2 separate regions of the Mus musculus genome follow, and region 2 is linked to region 1. The links are chromatin contacts, found by Hi-C or POLR2A ChIA-PET in ENCODE. All regions are on one chromosome and are shown on one strand. Each heading gives the region's core, a stretch centred on a gene start or an enhancer-like site at or near the end of the contact. The rest is flanking DNA. Distances are from core to core; before and after follow the strand shown. Region 1 overlaps Ptk7 (PTK7 protein tyrosine kinase 7). Region 2 holds the start of Klc4 (kinesin light chain 4).

Region 1 (7,128 bases), core at 1,353-3,852:
ACCCCCATTGTGAACACCACCATTCGTTACCAAGTCTCATGTTGCCTTTGTCCTTGGGCCTGTCCATTGCTCCCAGGATTCCTGACTCCAGGATTTCTGTCAGAGGCTATGAACCTATCCCACTCAAGGCTTTTGTGTGTGCACACCTGTGAGCATGCCTGTAGGTGTGTGTAGCTCTCATGTTTTTTACTGACTCGTGAATCAATACTGTCCCAGTGGGCTTGTCTACATCACACAGGCTCTGTGTATGCAAACTGGAGGGGGGGGGGAGAGTTCAAGTGTGGGTCACTGCCAGGGAGCCCAGGTGATTTATCACCTCCAAACATTTCCACCTCCTGTACTAGTAATCAAGAAACAGCAGCCAACATGAACCCAGCTCGGTCCAGGTAACTGGTGATGTGGTGGCCGGGTGCCTGTCCCCGCTCTCACTCCATCTCTGAGGGCATGTTTGGTCTCTCTTTGGCATCAGTTAGCTGGACCTGTACTGCTTCCATCCCGTCAGGTGTGTGTCCCTTTCTGTTGTCCCCACGCTGATAAGCCCAGTGTTCTGGGGGCAGTCTTGGCTTTGGTTCCCCGTAAGTCCAGAGGGGCCCATGCTTGCTCACGTTGGATTCCCAAGACCAGAATTCCCACCCTAGAAAGGTTTGGCTTTGTAGAATTCCATGTCTTCGTGTGTCACATGAAGATGACAGTTCCCCTTGTCCGTTCTCACACTCAGGCCCAGCCAGGTGGTTTTCAGAGAGACTCTTCAGGTGTGTTACGGCTGACCGTGGAATGTGAGTTACAAGAGACCCACTTCCTGGGGGTCCCCTCTCCTTGGCCGTGTGTCTTGGGAGACCCCACAGTCCAGCAGGGGTCACTTACTATTAATGTCCCCTTGATTTTCTTCACGACTGTCCAGTCCTACTTCCTGGATGTGGCTTGGCTCATGCCATGGTTTGGGTATGTTTGGCCCATTGGGAGTGGCACCATTAGGAGTGTGGCCTTGTTGGAATGGGCGTGGCCTTGTTGGAGGAAGTGTGTCACTGTGCAGGTGGGCTTTGTGGGCTCCTAGTGCTCAAGCTCAATGCAGTGCAGGAGAGAGCCTCCTCCTGGCTGCCTTCGGATCCGTATGTAGAATTCTTGTGTCCTCCAGCACCATGTCTGCGTGCATGCCGCCATGTTTTCTGCCATAATGACTAAACCTCTGAAACTGTAAGCCAGCCTCTGTTAAATGGTTTCATTTATGAGAGTTACCTTGATCATGGTGTCTCTTCACAGCAATGAAACCCTAACTAAGACAGCTCTCGTCACTGCTTCTTTGGAATTCTGCTGGAGAAAGGAAGTAAGCTATTTAAAAAGCTGGGCCGATGAGATGGCTCAGTGGACAAAGAGGCTTGCTGCCAAAGCTGATGACCTGGGTTTGATCCCCAGGACCTCTATGGTGGAAGGCAAGAACTAACTCGTGCAAGTTGTCTCCTGGCCTCCACACACTATTTAACAATCAGAACAGAGAGCTGACAAGATGGCTCAGCAGAGCACATGCTGCCCTTCCAGGGGGCCCAAGTTCAGTTCCAAGCATCAAAACACCCAGGCCTCACTCTCCCCATCTAGCGCGCGCGCGCACGCACACACACACACACACACACACACACACACACACCCCAACTCCTTAACCAGCCATCACAGGATAATAAATAGGATAGGGCTAGGAAATGCAGCAGAGGCCAGCAGAAGCTCAGTGGGGTATGCACCCTCAGCCCAGCACACTGAAAACAACTATTCATGATTCCCTGTGGATCCATCATGGCTGTGCTAAGAGATGGGAGCACGTGATGGAAGTCTGTGGAAATCAGTCTCACCCTCTTCTTTCCAGGTTTGAAACCATCTAAGAGGGTGGGAGGTGGGACTCGGGGCGGACGTGGGACTAGACAGATGGAGATCTGAGAACGTGATTCAGTAATGATCAAAGCAAGGCTGAGTAGTGAAGGTTGAACCTGAAGAGGACCTGGATCCAGTTCCCAGCTCACGATACTCATCCAGGGGATCCAACGTATGCTTCTGACCTTTAAGGGCACTGTGCACACTGGTGCACAGGTAGACACTAATCTACATAAAATAGAATAAATAAATCTAAAAATAAAACTTATTAAATATGCACTGACTACAGCCAGGCAGGACCTGGCCACTCCCCACATTGGGGGAGGAAAGTCAAATCTGTTCCTGCTTGCCCCAGGGACTTGTGGAGGAGGTGGCGTGGTTCTTTGGTAATTCTTCCTTCCTGGAGCCAAGTAGGAGCTGTGAGGGTGTTGACCTTTGTTGGTCCTAGACACCTTGGGTGAAATGGGCGGGGCGGGGGGGGTAAGGGGGGAATGGGGAACAGCTCATCCTGCTGGCATCTGTCCTGCCTTCCCTGGTCGCTCTCTTCCTTCCGTAGAAGAGCCTTCCAGATTTCCACAGCAGCCTCTTGAAGGGATCGAAATGGGACCCTGTTTGAGTACAGCCAAGGGACTAAGCAGACCCCCTGTTTTCCAGGCCAGACCCTGCTGCTTTTATTCCATCTTCAGAGGCTGTGTAAAGCCGGAGGGCAGAAAGCTTCCTGTCCACTTCACCATTGTGTGTCCCGGCATGAGAACAGTGCCCTGCTCCTGGCGGGGCTGAGTACCCATCAGAGTGGGGCGTGTTCATACACGCCTGTAGCCCAGCGGACAGGAAGCTGAGGCGGGGCGTCCACAGCTGAGCCCAGCCCATTTTCCTTTGCTTTATTTCTGAGCTACTTTTCCAGCCCCCAACACAATATGTTGTCCTAACCCTGGTACCGGTGAATGTGATTTGGTTTAGAGTTAATTTGGCTTTTGCTGAGGTGGGCAGCTAACCCTCAGTAGTGGTTTCCAGACAGCCTTGGGGATTGTAGAAGAGGTACGGTATTAGACAACACTCAGCACTTCCATGGGAGAGCCTGCCGCTCTCCTCAATGTCGGAGAGTTTAGCTTTTTTTGTCCGGCTGGGAAAGGCAGACTTCTGTGGTGGCGGTTTGTTTTTTAACCGGGGACACCCAGAGCAAGGTAACTGTACATCTGCTGCCTTACCACCACCACCACCACCACCACCACCCCCAGCCCCACAGCAATATGGCTAACAGCCTCTCAGAGCTTTCTGCTCTCATCTCATTTACTCACTCATTCACTTCTGGCTTTCCTTCCTTTGTTTTTTGTTTTGTTTTGTTTTTTGTTTTTGAGACAGGGTTTCTCTTTATAGCCCTGGCTGTCCTGGAACTCACTTTGTAGACCAGGCTGGCCTCGAACTCAGAAATCCACCTGCCTCTGCCTCCCGAGTGCTGGGATTAAAGGCGTGTGCCATCACGCTTCCTTCCTTTTCTTTCCTTCCTTTCCTTCCTTTCTTTTCTTCCCTTTTCTTTTCTTTTCTTTTCTTTTCTTTTTTTTTTGGTTTTGTTTTTTTGTTTGTTTGTTTTGTTTTGTTTTGTTTTTGTTTTTTTGAGACAGGGTTTCTCTGTAACCCTGGCTATCCTGGAACTCACTCTGTAGACCAGGCTGGCCTCAAACTCAGAAAGGCATGCACCACCACTACCTGGCTTCTTTATTTTATTTTATTTTTTTTAAGATTTATTATTATATGTAAGTACACTGAAGCTGTCTTCAGACACTCCAGAAGAGGGAGTCAGATCTCATTACAGATGGTTGTGAGCCACCATGTGGTTGCTGGGATTTGAACTTGGTACCTTCAGAAGGGTTTCAAAACAGGGTTTCTCTGTGTAGCCCTGGCTGTCCTGGAAATCATACTGTAGACCAAGCTGGCCTAGAACTCACAGAGATCCAAGGGCTGGGATTAAAGGCATGTGCCACCGTTGCCCAGTGTCCTCTGGCTTGTATTTTATGTTTGGTGTTCAGCAGGGCTTGGCTGTGGATTCTGTTTCTAGTCCTCTGGCTTCTGGCTTCCTACTTTCCATGCATCCTTCTTTCATAACTCCATAAAACCCTTCTAGTCTCCCCACCTCATCTCTATAACCCTTCCATCTGACTTAGAGGCTTCTCTGAAGAATTCTCTGTACTCTCCTGTCACAAGCGACAGAGTAGGCAAGGCTAGTAGTCACAGGAAGCCTTACCCTGCAGCCAGATGTGACCTGAAGTTTGACTTCGGCATTTTGTCTCTTACCAGCTTCCGTAAGTAGCCTTGCTTCTGTGCCTCAGTTACCACATCTGCACGATGGGGATTGTGGCATGCCTTCCACTGGGCGGGCATGAGCCTTAACAAGACAGTATGGTTAACATGCTGGGAACGGCGCCTGGTTCGTAGCGCGGGTCAGTGAGTTAGCTATTACTGTAATTATATGTTTGCTTGTCTGACTCCCCCACTGAGCTGAGACACTTAAAGACAGTAATTGTGTGTTTTTCTCTTTGCATCTCCAGTGACTTAGAGAGTACTTGGCACATGGCAGGCTCTAAATAAATGTTTGTTGAATTAATGATGATAATTAATGTAATTGCCTACCCGGAACCTATATTAGGGTCTGACCCTCGGCGGATGCACGTGGGGTAGGGAGAACTCGATCGGGTTATCTGGAGCAGTTAAACCACCACAAACCAGCTGATGTTTCCTGGGCGCCCACCTCCTGGGGAGCCACTTGGGATGAAGGGAGCTGAGTGTGAGCTCTGCTCTTACCTTCTGCGGGCTTTCTATGGGGCAGGCATGGAGGTGGGCTATGACGTCTTGGTCTGTCTGGAGTGGTACACAATGTGTGGACATCAGGAGATGGTGAATTTGCAGGGTAGGTGTGGACACTCTATGTTCAGTGACTGTCCCAGCCTGTTGCTGTCCAACTTTGACTAAAAATCAGCATAGTGGCTTACACCTTTAATCCCAGCACTTGGGAGGTAGAGGCAGGCAGATCTCTTGAGTTCAAGGCCAACTTGGTCACAGAGTGAGTTCCAGGACAGCCAGGGCTATAGAGTGGAACCCTGAATCTAAACACAAAACAACAAAACAAACAAAAAAGAGGTTAGTGGACGTGCTGTGCTGGTAGTTTTGACCTTACATCATGTGACCTTAGGGACGCCTGTTCTGGTCAGCAGGCTTGCCGCAGGTGCTTAACCACGGAGCCATCTCTGTGTAAATTTCAAATTAGTTTAGAGAGATTCCAGAGCCTGTTTGTAATGAAGCCTGGGTCTCCAGATTTTATTGGGTCTGGATTTGATCTTTTCTCCCCGTGTGCATCTCCCTCAGTAGACACATCACATCTGCTTGTCTCTTCCCATCATCAGCAGGCACCAGCAATCATTGCTAGAGCCATTATTTCATTAGGAGACTGTAAACGGAGGACACTCTATTCATTAGCTGGAAATTCCTATGAAGACAAACCTCCCGCTTGTTTCATTACTCTGAGATAGAGCTGTTCTTTAAAAGGGAAAATAGCTGGCTATGATGGCATATACCTCTAGTCTCAGCACTCTGGAGACAGAGGCATGTAGATCTCTCTCTCTCTCTCTCTCTCTCTCTCTCTCTCTCTCTTTCTCTCTCTCTCTCTCTCTCTCTTTCTCTGTGAGTTTGAGGCCAGTCTGGTCTACATTGTGAGAGTTTGTCTCAAAAAATATATATATAAATAAGCACCTTATTAATAATTAATTAATTGCCACTTTTCATGAAAATGAAGTAAATTTTTCCTAGCACTCTACAGAGGAGACCGTTGAGACAGACATTTTTGGTCATTTACAACAAACAGCCGGGCGTGGTGGCGCACGCCTTTAATCCCAGCACTCGGGAGGCAGAGGCAGGGGCATTTCTGAGTTCGAGGCCAGCCTGGTCTACAAAGTGAGGTCCAGGACAGCCAGGGCTATACAGAGAAACTCTGTCTCGAAAAACCAAAAAAAAAAAAAAAACAAAAAAAAACCCAAACAGCCAGAAGCTGGGGGGGGGGGGGATGGGGGGGGTGGCACACGCATTTAAGCCCAGCACTCGGGAGGCAGAGGCAGGGGCATTTCTGAGTTCGAGGCCAGCCTGGTCTACAAAGTGAGCTCCAGGACAGCCAGGGCTATACAGAGAAACCCTGTCTCAAAAAACCAAACCAAACAAACAAGAAAACATTATTGTGACTGTGTAAATATTGTTTGTTGGTTTGTTTTGGTTTTTTGAGACAGAGTCTTACTGCAGTGCTCAGGCTGGACTAAAACCCCTGGTCCTTCTGTCTCCGTGCTCTAAGGTTGCAGTGATTGGCCTGTGTTCCCAAGAACAGCCTTGGCTTTGAAGTAGTCTCCATACATTACCATTCTCCTTGGCAAAAGCATCTTAAAGGGGAAACGGTTTGGTGCAGCTCACAGTTTGAGGGCCCACACTGACAGTGTGTGTGGGTGGCGGTTGTCACAGCACGTCCACATTCCTGCAGACAGAGATGAATGCTGTCACGTCATCCCCGTTTCCTTTTTATTTGGTCCAAGACTCCAGCCTATGCGATGGCGCCGCCCATAACCAGGGTGGATTTTTCAACATCAGTTAAACTACAACACTGAAAGAAAAAAAAAGGGATCTCACAGTGGAGCCATTTTCGGAAGCTAAGCGTGGACCACTCCTTACCTCCACGCTGGGGACTCAGCCCAGGACCTTGGGCATGCTAGGCCAGGGGCTCAACCCCTGAGCGACACTCTCAGGCTATTTGCTTATTTCATTTTTAATTTTCTATGAGTATGGCAATTTTGCCTGCATGTTTGTTCAATGCACCATGTATCTACCTGATACCTGAGGGGGCTCTGGTCCCCTGGAGCTGGAGTGAGAGACAGTGGTGAGCGGCCACAGTGTAGGTGCTGTGAGTCAGATGCAGGTCCTCTGGAAGAGCATCCATCCCACGCTCTCACCACTAAGCTTTCTCTCCATCCCCAGGGCCCAGAGTTTTCTCAATTGCAGGTTGAGCTGGAGTCTTGCTCAGTTGCCTAGCTGATCTCAAACTTGCTATTTGACTCTAGCTGGCCTTCAACGTGATCCTCCTGCCTCACCTTTCCCAGTAACTAGGACTGCAGGCCTTGCGCCACCCTGAGTAGCTGTTGGGATTTAGAGGAGCAGTTAGTAAGGTCCCCAAGCCGCAGGACTGCTGGGTCAGAGGTTCTGGAAAAGTTGGGTAGAAATTGGCCTGCTGTCTGTCCT
Region 2 (7,128 bases), core at 2,240-4,739, 36 kb before region 1:
CCTGGTGGTTCAACCTACGTCTTTTTCTGGTTTTTTGAGAAAGCCTAGGTGGCTTGCTTCTTTTGCCTCAGTGTCTGGGATGCTGGGGTTACAGACACGGATGGCCCGGCCTGGCTGGGAAGGGCATCTCGACTCTAAAGTTCCAGCCTGATATGGCATGCTTAGTCAGGTAGCAGAAACAGAGCAGACACAGAGGGAGGCACTGCCTGGCATCATAAACACTTGGGAGACACTGAGGGACATTCTAAAACTTCCTTCTCTTTTTCTTTTTGTTTTTTGAGGTAGGGTTTCTCTGTGTAGCCCTGGCTGTCCTGGAACTCACTCTGTAGACCAAGCTGGCCTTGAACTCAGAAATCCACCTGCCTCTGCCTCCCAAGTGCTGGGATTAAAGGCATGCGTCACCACTGCCCGGCCAAAACTTCCTTCTTTGCTGACCCCTCCCATCTGTGCCCATACACACCTGCATTTGCCTCTTCGAGGGCAGCTGGATAATGGCTGTCCCGTTCACCTTCCGAAGCAGCACACCGCATGTCCCTGGGGAAGGGGAAACAGCTTGGCCACCTTCCACAAATCAGAGGGAGGTTTCCATGGGGATCTGAGGCCACATGCCACCCTTCCTTTGCCCTTGGGGGGGCACATGAAACACAGAAGATCATACACTATGATCTAGGCTAAAACAAAGCACAGATTGATCCTCTCATTGTTTGTTTCTTCCTGTCCTGGAACAGATGTGAGTCTAAAGGGTTCCCAGAATAGTGCTATCCCAATTGTGGGATGTGTGTAGCTTTTGTGCCCATACCTGCAGCTCGGATATACTGGGCTCCCCGGCCAGGCTCGCTCTCTACGTTGTTGATGAGGGTCCCCACAGGCAGCGCCCCAAGTGGATGTGCATCCCCCTCCTGGGCGGCCACTAGAAAACAGGATCTCATCAGCACAAGACCCAGCCACCTCCACCCCACACATCCACCAGCCATCCCTCACCTGCCATCCTGCCTATGTGATTAGAGTTCAGGATTGTATCTCCAGCCTTCATGTTTTCCGTGGCAATGATCCAGCGCTTCCGGCTACCCCCAGCAACCAGAGCTATGTCTGCAGACCTGTTCAGGATGATGGACAAAGCCCACATTTTCTGAGAAGCTACAAAACAACAATTCAGACCACACCATCATCATTTCCCATCCCAAACTTGCCTACAAGGATCATAGCGGACTACCACAACCTTCTCCTCAAACGGTTCTGGTGCCTTTTCCTTTTCTGGCCGGAACCGTAGAAAGTCAATCATGCGATAATTCTGTTTGTGGCCTCCACCGATACCATGCACTCGGATGCGGCCTAGGATCAAGACAGTTCAGGCATGTGATTCAGGTTAGAATAACTCTCAGCCTAGATTGGACAGTAGTACTCCCTCACTATTATATCACAAACAGAAAAACGACAAAGGGTTGGTGGTATAGCAGTACAGAGCTTGCCTTGTGAGCGCTGAGGTCCCAGGTTCGAGCCACAGTATGTGGGTGAACAGAGGCCAGGGCTTCCTTGCAAAAGTAGTGGGGTAACACTTATATGGCTCAATAAAAATATGATTATTAAAACTGTACTGGAAGGGATATACACTGGACTCCCATCATTAAACCATTATAATGTTGGTCCCTTGCATTGAGCAGGTTTTCTGTTTCTCTGTGGTCTCTTCTTCAGCTTCAGTCATGACCCACACGGTGAGATGCACCTCAATGACATCTTACAAGCTATAGTGCACTGCTATATAGACATCCAGGATGCTAATGCAGTCGGGCAGTGGTGGCACACGCCTTTAATCCCAGCACTCAGGAGGCAGAGGCAGGCAGATTTCTGAGTTTGAGGCCAGCCTGGTCTACAGAGTGAGCTCCAGGACAGCCAGGGCTACACAGAGAAACCCTGTCTCAAAAAACAAAACAAAACAAAAAACAAACAAAAAAAAAAAACCCCAGGAGCCTAACACACTTTCCTCCTGAATGCTCCAGGCCCTTTTCCCACCTGTATGGTCTCGACCCCCAGACTTCCTCATCTTCACTGGTTTAACTGTGTACTTGGTACGACTCTTCCAGGACACAAACTTGGCACTGCGGTCCGCAGACATATGCACTGGGCGGTAAGAGGGCGACACCAAGGCAGGGGGCAGCTGAAGGAGGACATTGCTCTGTATCTAGGGATTAAAGGAAATATTCTCTTTTAGAGAACCAAGCAAGAAAGCACCTAGACTAAGTTTAGCTTCCCAGAAACATCTCAGAACGCTGCCCCCTAATCTCCAACCTTCACAAATACCAGTGTAATGTGTTTATCCAGTTACTTGGTAATCACTTGGTAAACCTCTGATATAATTCTCCAAGGAAATGGTCTCCCTTTCATCATCTTCTAAATCCTTTCAAGTTCTTGCCTGGAAACCTTTCCTTCCCTGAAGAATTCACTTCTCCAGAGCTGGTAAACTCCACACACCTATCACCACCATCAGCAGTGGTGCCTTTTGCCCAATGCACGGTTTGAGGAATTTTCGAGTATGAATGGAAATGATTATTTTGCTTTTCCACTGGCTGTAGACTAAGTGTTTGGTTTAGCTTGAATTATAAAATATACATTCGCTAAATTCTGCCATGCTCAGCCTGAGAAATGCAGAGAAGCAAGATCAGTAATTTCTTTTCTTTTCTTTCTTTCTTTCTTTTGTGTGTGTGTGTGATTCACCATTGCCCACTACAGACCCACTGTTCGACAGTCCCTAATATCAGCAATAACCCAGTCGTACATTAAAACAGTTAAGAGCACTGGTTCTAGGAGGTAGAGGAAGCGCATAGAATGAGCGAGGCTCTAGGTTTAATCTGCAGTAGCAGGGCAAGTTGCGAAGCCCGTCTGTCTAGCCCCAGAAGGTGTAAGACTGCTGACCAGGTTTCTCATCCCCAAAATGTGCATAAGAACTCTCAGGAGGTCGGTTAATTCAGTCCTCTTCTCTGCCTGGTTTACGGCTGGCACCTTAATGTTACTTCTGCAACCTGTTTAGTAAAGGCTTGCAAAAGCACTTGGAAGCCCGTATCTGAGATCGGGATTGACGGAGAACGAAGGTCACGTGATCTCGCCTAGCCTTGCGGGATCCCGGACAGCCCAGGCGGAAAGAACCAATCCTAGTTCCCAGGTAAGCGGATTACCTGGGCAGCAGGGAGCAGAGTCGGAACCCGGGCGGTAATGGCCGCGGATGCCAGGCTCAAAGAGCGCAGAGCACTCGTCAGCGCACACAGCGCCATGGGCCGGCCGGGCTCCTCCGCGCCGTGCTCGCTTTTACCTTCATCCAGAGCCTGGCGCTCTGGGATGACGTTCCGGTCCCGGTCCCGTCGCTTTCCAATGACGCGAGAGAGGCGGGCACAGAACGGCAGCGCCGCAGGATACACGCTTTCTTGCCTCTCCAAAGAACAAGTTCTCAGCCAATCATCGGGGGGGGGGGTTGCTCGGGTCACGTGACGGGCGGCAGTCCCCGCCCCTTGGAGCCGTCAAAACAATTGCCTCGAGCGGCAGCCATGATAAATTTAAAGGGGCAGCACCCACGGAGGCGGTAGCCGGACCGGCAGACTGCAGGTGAGTCTTTGGGAGTACCCCTGGGGCTGAGAATTAAGATTACACTGACTCTTATTCCCACATTCCGGGACAAATGAATAAGTCCCTTCCTACTAACCTCAGAAAACTTTAGACTGACTCAAAAACTCCGCCCCCCCGCGATTCTTCCCCGCCCCTCGGCGTCCAGACAGTGGGATAACCTGCCCCGCCCCCTATGGGAACCCCTGACTGTGACCTCGAGCTGGTCTGATGTCGGGTCCCGGGCAGCAACTCTGTTCTCACTCACTCTGCCCTTCCTCTCCCCTCAGCCTTTGGCGATCTTACTCTGTCCTCACCCTCGGCCCTCGGGGCGAGGCAGGAACCTTAGACACTCCTGAACTGTGGGCCCTCAGGCTTCGGTAGCCTGCGCTCGGAGCCTTGCTCCGTGACCCCACTGTGCTCAGCAGATCTGCTATGCATCCCTGAACCATCCGGCACTTGCGAGACATTTTAAGGCGCCTGTTAGGTGATTATGTCAGACAAAGCTATGGAAGGAGGCGATTGCCGTAATCCTGTTGGGAATCCTAACCGGGTCTCCCTTCTCAGGGACACCACACCCCTTGCTGCAGGTCTCCTTATCGGGAGAAAGTAACTGCACCGAGCTGGAATGAGGAGAGTGACTTAAGGAAGAAGGGACATTAGTACAAGTCTTTGAAGAACCTGTAGGCTGGAGGAGGGAGGGTGTTTGTCCTGGGTGGGGCTCCGTGCCAGGTCCTCTGAGAGGCTGTGAGGTGGTGACAGAGAAGGGGTGGGACTGCCGGACTTCTGGACTTTGGGCAGTACAAAGCCTTCTAAATCCTTAGTTTCAGGTCAGAGTTTCTTCCGGGCTCTGGCCTGGGAGCCGCCTGAAGCCAAGAGCTTCTGCTCTGTAAGCAGGTAAGGAGACTTCAGGGATGAGTTTGGAGGAAGTAGGAAGACCGGCTGAATTCGGGGGGGGGGGGGGGGAGTGAGGCCAGAAGGTGGTTTGGAAGGAGATCAGCAGGTTGGGAGGTGCTGGGCTTAGTGCCTTTGCTGATGCAGCCTGAAGACCTTGAACCTTCCAGAGCCTTGTCATGACGGCTGCTGTTTCCTGTACTCCCACATCCCTAACCTTGGGTCCTTCCCCTTTATTGGGACACTGCTTTCTGCACAGCTCTCCCACAAGTCCTCTGTGATTCTTACAATGCTTCAGATCCCCTGCTTCCTTTCCCTAACCTATGCTCTGTCTCCAATTGCCAAGTCCTGAATTCCTCTAGCTCCAAGCCTGCCCGATTGTCCTACAGATCTCTATCCAGGTTAATTCCTCTCCCTCACCTTAGTTTTATGGTCAGTGCCGTGGAACTCCTCCTCTTTCATCAGCTTAGCCATGGGGTCGGCCATACTCTTTTCCCTTTGCGGGATGCCCACCAATCTCTAGTAGTATGTCTTTTCTCTGCCCCACCTGAACTCTGTGGTTTCTCTTTAGCCTAGGATGTCAGGCTTGGTGTTGGGGCAGCGGGATGAGCCTGCAGGGCACCGGCTCAGTCAAGAGGAGATCTTGGGCAGCACCAAGGTGGTGAGCCAAGGGCTGGAGGCCCTACACAGTGAACATCAGGCAGTGCTGCAGAGCCTGTCCCACACCATTGAGTGTCTGCAACAGGGAGGCCATGAGGAAGGACTGGTCCATGAGAAGGCCCGGCAGCTGCGGCGGTCTATGGAGAACATCGAGCTGGGGCTGAGCGAGGCCCAGGTAAGAATAAGGGGGGATGCCAAGTGTTCCAGTGACATGATGCAAGTTTGGGGGTCTCCTTGTCCTAGAAACTTGGATTTGTTGATTCGTTAAATGTTCATTAAGTGACTACTGTGTGTCAACTCTTCTGCATGCTGGTGGTGCAGTATAGAACACCACAGCACAGTTCTTCTCGGAGCTGATATTATAGCTGGGAGAGTCAGCTAGAGCTCAGGTAAATATGTAAATGATTTACTGGGCCAGAGTGATCATTGCTAAGGACAGAACAAAGACAAAGAAAGAAGGGAAGGGGCTGGAGGGATGGCTGAGGGGTTAAGAGCTATGTGCTCTTCTAGAGGTCCTGAGTTCAAGTCCCAGCAATGGTGGCTCACAACCATGTAATGGGATCTGATGCCCTCTTCTGGTGTGTCTGAAGAGTGACAGTGTACTCATATGCATCAAATAAAGACATAAAGCTTTAAGAAAGGAGGGAAGTAGGAAGAGGATACAGAGCTGTCATAAAATCCCTCACTTAAAAGGTGATGTTTGAGCAGAGAGGGTGAGGATGCGCACCATGGGATTGATGGTCCAGCAGGCAGCACAGGCACACAGGCCTTGCTTGGAGCCTGGCTCATAGGTTTAGTGATTTGCAGAGCTGCTGTGGGTTCCTGCAGGGTGCAAAGTGAGTGAGGGCACAATGTAGATAACTCAGGAGGAGGAGGGATGCCATGGGAGACATCTACAGAGAGTGTGGAGCTGGGAGGCTGTCCTCAGGTTGAGAGAGCTGTTGGGATGTCTGAGGAGTGATGGGATTCGGCCTGGATCATCTGCTCTCTGGATGAGAGTAGAACTAGAGACTAAGGGCAGAGACCAGGGAGGCCTGGAGCAGGCTGCTGCTGTCTGAGTGGGAACTGGAAGATTGGCGTCTAATGGGCGGGGTGACAGCTGGGGTTAGAGTATCCATTTAATTCCATTCATTCATTTATAGATTTATTCATTTATGTTATGTATGTGAGTACACTATTGCTGTCTTTGGACACAGAAGAAGAGGGCATCAGATCCCATTACAGATGGTTGTGAGCCACCATGTGGTTGCTGAGAATTGAATTCTGGAAGAGCAGTCAGTGCTCAGAACCTCTGAGCAGTCTCTCCAGCCTGAGTATCTCTCTTTCTTAACTCCATTCATTTTTTTTTGTGTATGTGTTTTGTCTGCATCTATGTCTATATACTCCCCGTAATCCTGGTATGTGTAGAGGCCAGAAGAGGCCATTGGATCCCCTGGGACTGCAGTTACAGGTGGTTGTGAGCCAACATGTTGGTGCCAGGAATTGAACCCAGGCCCTCAGGAAGAGCAACCAGTGCTCTTAATCACTGAGACATCTCTCCAGCCCAGTATTTCTCAACCTGTGGGTTGTAACCCTTGGGAGGTCAAATGACCCTTTCACAAGGGTCACCTATCAGACATGCTGTATATCAGATATTTACATTACGATTCATAACATAGCAATATTAGTTATGAAATAGCAATGAAATAATTTTATGCCTGGGGGTTAGCCACAACTCGAGGAACTGCATTAAAGGGCCACAGCATTAGGAAGGTTGAGAGCCACTGCTCCAGCCTCGGAGCATCTGTTTATGATACGTCTCTTTTTTGGTTGTTGGTTTTCAAGACAGGGTTTCTCTTTGTAGCCAAGGCTTTCCTGGAACTCACTTTGTAGACGAGGCTGGCCTCGAACTCAGAAATCCACCTGCCTCTGCCTCCCGAGTGCTGGGATTAAAGGTGTGTGCCACCATGTTCGGCTTATGATACATCTCTTGCCACTCACTGC

What was found. A loop is a pair of places that touch in the nucleus more often than their neighbours do. ChIA-PET counts read pairs that join two places held with the same protein, here RNA polymerase II (POLR2A).
Region 2: POLR2A ChIA-PET joins it to region 1 with 12 read pairs in Patski. The contact joins the promoter of Klc4 here to the enhancer-like site in region 1. A Hi-C loop is called at or near these places in 9 of 37 maps with a recorded cell type or tissue (adrenal gland, heart, left cerebral cortex and 1 more). POLR2A ChIA-PET finds 5 or more read pairs at or near these places in 4 of 5 experiments (Patski and embryonic stem cell).

What each region holds. Positions count from the first base shown.
Region 1 is chr17:46,605,430-46,612,557 of GRCm38, reverse strand. All of the region lies in intron 1 of Ptk7 (PTK7 protein tyrosine kinase 7), which reads left to right. Among named protein-coding and RNA genes, the nearest start is that of Ptk7, 21 kb to the left of the region's middle. Within about 2 kb of position 2,602, at least 1 of the 3 ENCODE cell types and tissues checked has a DNase peak (open chromatin) inside an H3K27ac peak, as active enhancers do; it is heart, where a contact is called at or near this core.
Region 2 is chr17:46,642,441-46,649,568 of GRCm38, reverse strand. It overlaps Klc4 (kinesin light chain 4), which reads left to right and starts at 3,489. Exons shown (of 16, transcript NM_001357130.1): 1 at 3,489-3,594; 2 at 5,057-5,320. The coding sequence starts at 5,063. It overlaps Mrpl2 (mitochondrial ribosomal protein L2), which reads right to left and starts at 3,340. Exons shown (of 7, transcript NM_025302.4): 1 at 3,171-3,340; 2 at 2,011-2,179; 3 at 1,191-1,332; 4 at 982-1,097; 5 at 800-910; 6 at 461-534. The coding sequence starts at 3,266.